2 separate regions of the Homo sapiens genome follow, and region 2 is linked to region 1. The links are chromatin loops, found by intact Hi-C in ENCODE. Cell type or tissue: sigmoid colon. All regions are shown on one strand. Links, peaks and the distances in the headings refer to the core of each region. The heading gives the core; the rest is flanking DNA.

Evidence for each region. Peaks named below come from ENCODE experiments on the same cell type or tissue, not always from the same donor. Only the 100,000 strongest peaks of a DNase experiment are listed, where the experiment ranks them.
Region 2: it touches region 1 in a loop (7-fold over the local background); 4 of 110 quality-filtered maps call a loop at or near these places.

The regions. Positions count from the first base shown.
Region 1 is chr14:76,351,449-76,354,359 of GRCh38, reverse strand. It overlaps a transcript of ESRRB not described here. Among named protein-coding and RNA genes, the nearest start is that of ESRRB, 23 kb to the left of the region's middle. RefSeq lists an enhancer at 1,124-1,313. In sigmoid colon, for the core only: a CTCF peak has its summit at 1,383 (motif pointing right); no DNase peak of the experiment used is centred there; H3K4me3 peaks cover 595 bases.
Region 2 is chr14:76,646,411-76,649,321 of GRCh38, reverse strand. No RefSeq gene overlaps it. Among named protein-coding and RNA genes, the nearest start is that of VASH1, 110 kb to the left of the region's middle. RefSeq lists an enhancer at 1,302-1,596. In sigmoid colon, for the core only: a CTCF peak has its summit at 1,415 (motif pointing right); no DNase peak of the experiment used is centred there.

The sequences.
Region 1 (2,911 bases), core at 165-2,664:
AGTGGAGAGAGCAAATATGAACAGAAAACAGCCTCTGCTGTCAGCAGCCCCACAGCCCAGTGGTAGGGGCAAGCAAGTAACACTAATGACAGGCACATGGAGAGGTGAGGGTGGAAGTGTGGGTGGGGGGGGGGGCGGGTAGAGGACCCTGGGGGCCAAGGAAGGGCTCACAGAGGAGTTGGCCAAGCAGATTTCCCGGGGGTGAGGAAGGGCATTCCAGATGGAGAGGTCAGGGTATGTGGATGCAAAGCAAGGGAGCAGGACCAGCCACACAAAGCTCAGCAGGGAGGCAGCAGGACCCAGCGGGGCTGACATAGGCTTGGAGTCAGGCTGCTAGGGTTCAAACCCCTGCAATGTGTGACCTTTTAGTTTTCTTTTCTTTTCTTTATTTTTATTTTGAGACAGGGTCTCGCTCTGTTGCCCAGGCTGGAGTTCCATGGCTCCACCATAGCTGACTGCAGCCTCAGCTTCCTGGGCTCGTGATCCTCCGGGTTCAGCCTCCTGAGTAGCTGGACCACAAGTACACACCACCACATCTGGATAATTTTTAATTTTTTTGTAACTAACATAGTGAGACATAGCGTCTCACTATGTTGCCCAGGCTGGTCTCAAACCCCTGGGCTCAAGCGATCCTCCTGCCTTGGCCTCCTGAAGTGCTGGGATTACAGGCATGAGCCACCACACCCAGCCCTTACAATCTGTGATCTTGGACAAGTCACTAATCGCTCTGTGCCTCAGTTTCCTCATAGGCTCTCCTGTACTTATAGTTTCTTCTCTTGTCCAGATAAAATGAGTTATATGCACAAAGCACTTAGAACAGTGCCTGGCACATGCTTAGCGGTTCATAAATGATGATGATGATGAAGTGATGGGGCTGGAAGGCCTAAATAAACCCACACAGAGGCAGGCAGGGCGGGAACTGTAATCCCCGAGTCTTAGGGGATGGTAATGGCTGGCGAACCCAAGACATACAGGGTGAACCTTAAGTCAGGCGGATTTGCAGAGATGAGGGCCTTTCAGCTGCCCATCGGTTTCAACAGCACATCAGAGAAAAAAGTGGTGGGGTTGGGGACTGTAAAAACAGCTGTCTCCTAGCTAAACTCCCTCCTTTGAGGTTAGAACCAGGAGGGCAAGCCCTGAAACCTCACCAAGATAAGGGGGTGCTGCCCTCTCCCCAGCTCTATCCAGGGGCTGTTTCAACTCCCGGACTCTCCGGGACAATGGCACGCTCGTGAGAGAGGCCGCAGAGCGAGGCAGCTTTTCTCACAAGAGCAATGGAGAGAGAGAAAGCCAAGGTCTAGGGTGCCTCAGAGGGCAAAGGTCCGTGGCCACGGGACGTGCCTGTGCCTACCCGGCGACCCTGCGCGCGGCCCGCAGGAGCGCGGCGATTCGGGGCCGTGTGCCACCAGAGGGCGCGCTGGATCTCAGAGTGTGCGGAGCGCTCAGCGAGGGGCGCGCGGTGGGAACTAGGAAGGGCGGACGGTGCTCGCCTGTGTGCGCGTGGGGGCGGAGGGAAAGAGGGGAGAGAGCCCGCGTTCCCAGAAAGCCCGGAGTTCGAGGGTTAGGGCTTTCCAATCAGCTAGCTCAGAGCAACCGGGGCCGAGGACATAGAAAAGTTACACTAGTAATATCAAACTTACACAATACTCACCATGTGCCAGGCACTGTTATCCAATCCTCACCAGAAAGCCAGATGTTATTATTGTCTCCACTTTATAGTCAGAGAAACTTGAGCTTCCCTGCGCCAGAGGTCCCACACCTGGCTGGGGCTAAACCTGGGATTTGAAGGCCCAGGGTCTGGCTCCAGGGCCTGTGCCCCCAACCGGTGCCCTGTAATAATACTTCTCTAGTAATCTAGTCTCCCAGGTCCGCTTGAGGCTTGATCACTTTCTCACTAGCAGCTCCCTGGTTAAGGTAGCTCAACCCTTTCCTGCAGAAGAGTTGAGTAGATACGTTCCCGCTTGCTAGGCTGGCATCACTACTGCAGCTGCCCCAAACCTCAAAGACTGCTCAGTGGCCGCCAACAGGTTCTGATTTAATTAACATGTACTGAACACTTACTGCATGCTGGGAACTGAGTTAAGGCATTTACATAGGTTCTTATGCAATGCTCCCAATGATGTGTAAATTACGTGTACTTGTTCTGATTCTCATTTTACACACGAAAAAAGTCAGGCGGGTAAAGGAGGGTAAGTGGTTTTCCTGAGTCACACAGTTCACTCCAGCCTGTGGAGCTCCAACCACCATATTCACTTATCCATTCATTCAACAAATCTACTCTGTGCCAGGCACTGACTCAACAGCGAACAGGACACTTAAAAACCTGTTCACTTGCTTTCTTGGAGTTTGCTTTTTTTTTTTTTTTTTTTTTTTAAGAGACTGGGTCTCACTCTGTCTCCCAGGCTCGAGTGCAGTAGTGCCATCATAGTTCCCTGCAGCCTTGAACTCCTGGGCCCCAGTGATCCTCCCGCCTCAGCCACCCAAGTAGCTGTGACTACAGGCATGAACCACTGCACCCAGTGAAGTTTATACTCTTCATCAGCTATAGAGAGTCCCCCACTGACATTCACCCAGTCCTTGTTTCTTGTTGGTTTATGAGAAGAGGTGAGAAGAGGTCATATGCTCTGAACAGAAAGGAAAACAAGCTTTTTGCATATGGTGGCATACATGAGATAATATTCCTTCACCTTCACCCAGAAGGTGGTATACTGATGGCTGTTATGGGTTGAATTGCATCCCTCGAAAAGATATGCTGAAGTCCTCACCCCCAGTACCTGAGAATGTGACCTTATTTAGAAATATGGTCATTGCAGATGTCAAGTTAAGATGAGGCCATACTGGAGCAGGGCAAGCCCTAACCCAATGCAACCAGTGGCCCTATAAGAAGAGGAGAAGACATGGGGATGACACA
Region 2 (2,911 bases), core at 300-2,799, 290 kb before region 1:
CAGTCTACTGGTTTCCCTTTCAGCCTCTCCTGACTCCACTCTTCACTAGGCCTGTGTCAATTAATTCATTCATTCATTCACTCATTTATTCAATGACTACTTATTAAGCATCTGTGCTGCACCAGGAGATAGAAATAAACCATAGAAGCTCCTGCCCTCCTGGAGCCTATATTCCAGTGAATATATAAACAGTTCATAATCAACTCATACACTTGACCCCCTCCCCTCCAACCTGTGCACTCAAGCCTGACTCAGGCAAAAGTTACAGAAAGTACCTAATAGATATTAATGTAGCTATGCTAACTCATGTCATTCTCACAGCAACCATTGTTATTTGCTTTTTTTTTTTTTTGAGACAGAGTCTTTCTGTCACTCAGCCTGGAGTGCAATGGCATGATCTCCGCTCCCTGCAACCTCCGTCTCCTGGATTCAAGTGATTCTCCAGCCTTAGCCTGCTGAGTAGCTGGGGCTTTAGGTGTGTGCCTCCATAACTAGCTAATTTTTGTATTTTTAGTAGAGACGGGGTTTCACCATGTTGGCCAGGCTGGTCTCGAACTCCTGACCTCAAGTGATCTACCCACCTCAGCCTCCCAAAGTGCTGGGGTTACAGGCATGAGCCACCACACCCGGCCCTGTTATTTGCATTTTATAGGTGACCAGTCCAAGACACAGAGAGGTTAAACAACTTGCTGGAGGTCACACAGCTGGGAAGCAGTGAAGTTGAGAGTGAAACCCGCGCTGTTGGGCCCCACACCCATGCACCTGACCACTGTACTCTCCTGCCTTTCCAAACCTGGGTCTTCATTCCACAGCCCCTTCCAACTGCTTTGGATATTGTCCCACATCTGTCCCAGTGACATTTTAGACTCATAGGTAAATCTAAACTTGCCATCTTTTACCTCAAATAGCTGTCCACCTTATCTCTCCCCATGGAATCATCATTGTTCCTGTCAACCAGGCTCAAAATCTTGGTGCCATCTAGAAATCATAACCTCCATTCCCCGTAACATCTCCATTCCCAGGCCCTGCTGGTTTTTAATACGAATCTCTCGTCTTCATCCCAATGACCCAGTGAGGCAAGACTATTGTATCTTCTCTTTGTAGATGAAGAAATGGAGGATGAAAGAGGTCACGCGCCTTGCCCAAGATCACACAACTACTAAAGGTTAGAACTTAACCATGTCCTCTGATCACGAAATTTGAACAAGGAACTAATTATTTCGTGTAAAAAAATCTTGTCTCTGCACCTACCTCAAGAGCTCCTAGAAGCAAAGGCCATGACAGTGCTACATCTGCATCTCTTATGTAGAGTCTAGCATTTGTGTTGACTGGAAGAACCAGAGCTATGAAGGCCAAAGTTAGAAAGATGTAACCCAAGATGTAACCCAGACTCAGCGTCCTAAGAGTTGATGCTCTGGAAGTCCACTAGGTGGCAATGTTTCCTCCATGTAGGAGGCCATCCCAAAGCCAAAGTGCAGGGTGCTACTGAGAGGCTAGGTTGAAAGTGACCACAGCATTTGGATTTGAGGTGGTTTCCAATGAGACACACACACACCATGTTTAGAATCTTGCTGGGCATTCAAACACTGATGAAATCTTGGGGACTGTTATTAGGCAGTGGTAGAGCATAGACAAGATTTGTTTTCTAGTCTAATCCTTGACATTACCGAACAAGATGACCCTCAGGGAGTCTCAAGCTCTCTCAGCTTTTATTTTTATCATCTGCAAAGTAGGGATAAGAATATATGCTTGCTTTCGGCTAGGCACGGTGTCTCACGCCTGTAATCCCAGCAATTTGGGAGGCCAAGGCAGGTGGATCACTTGAGGTCAGGAGTTCGAGACCAGCCTGGCCAACATGGCGAAACCTCGTCTCTACTAAAAACACAAAAAAATTAGCTGGGCATGGTGGCGCACACCAGTAGTCCCAACTACTCAGGAGGCTGAGACAGGAGAATCGCTTGAATCTGGGAGGCAGAGGTTGCAATGAGCCAAGATCACACCACTGCACTCCAGCCTGGTGACAGAGTGAGACTCCATCTCAAACAAAAACCCCAAAAAACCCCCAAAACACAAAAATTAGCCGGGTGTGGTGGCAGGCACCTGTAGTCCCAGCTACTCAGAAGCAGGAGAATCGCTTGAACCTGGGAGGTGGAGGCAGTAGTGAACCGAGATCACGCCACTGCATTCCAGCCTGGGTGACAGAATGAGACTCCATCTCAAAAAAAAAAAAAAAAAAAAAAAAAAAAATCTGCTTGCTTTCACTCACAGACAGGGCCATTATGAGGCTTAAGTTGAATACATGTGAAACTAGAGATGGCTTTACAGATGTAGTTTATTATAATTATGGATGTTATGAAATTAACTTACCCATTAGTTCAATAATTTATTTTGTAGAAAAGCATTACCTAAAATCTTGCTATTCAAAGTGTGGTCCACAGACCAGCAGAACTGGCATCACCCCAGAACTGGTTAGAGCTATAGAATGAGTCTGCTGTGGACTGAAAGTTTGTGCCCCGCCTCCAGCCAGGATTTCTATGTTGAAGCCTGAATCCCCAATATGATGGTGTTTGAAGTTGGGGTCTTTGGGAGGTGATTAGGTCATGAGGGTGGGATCCTCAGAATGGGATTAGTTCCCTTATAAGAGGAGACATGAGAGAGATGATCTCTGTTCTCTGCCACATGAGGATACAGCAAGAGGGTGGCTGCCTATAAGCCAGGAAGCAGGCCCTCTCCAGATATGGAATCTGCTAGCACCTTGATCTTGGACTTCCCAGCTTCCAGAACCATTAGAAATAAGTGTTGTTTCAGCCACACAGTCTGTGGTATCTGTTATAGTAGCCCAAACTGACTAAGGCAGAACCTCATCCTAGACCTTCTGAATTGTAACACTGTGCATTTTAACAAGATCTCG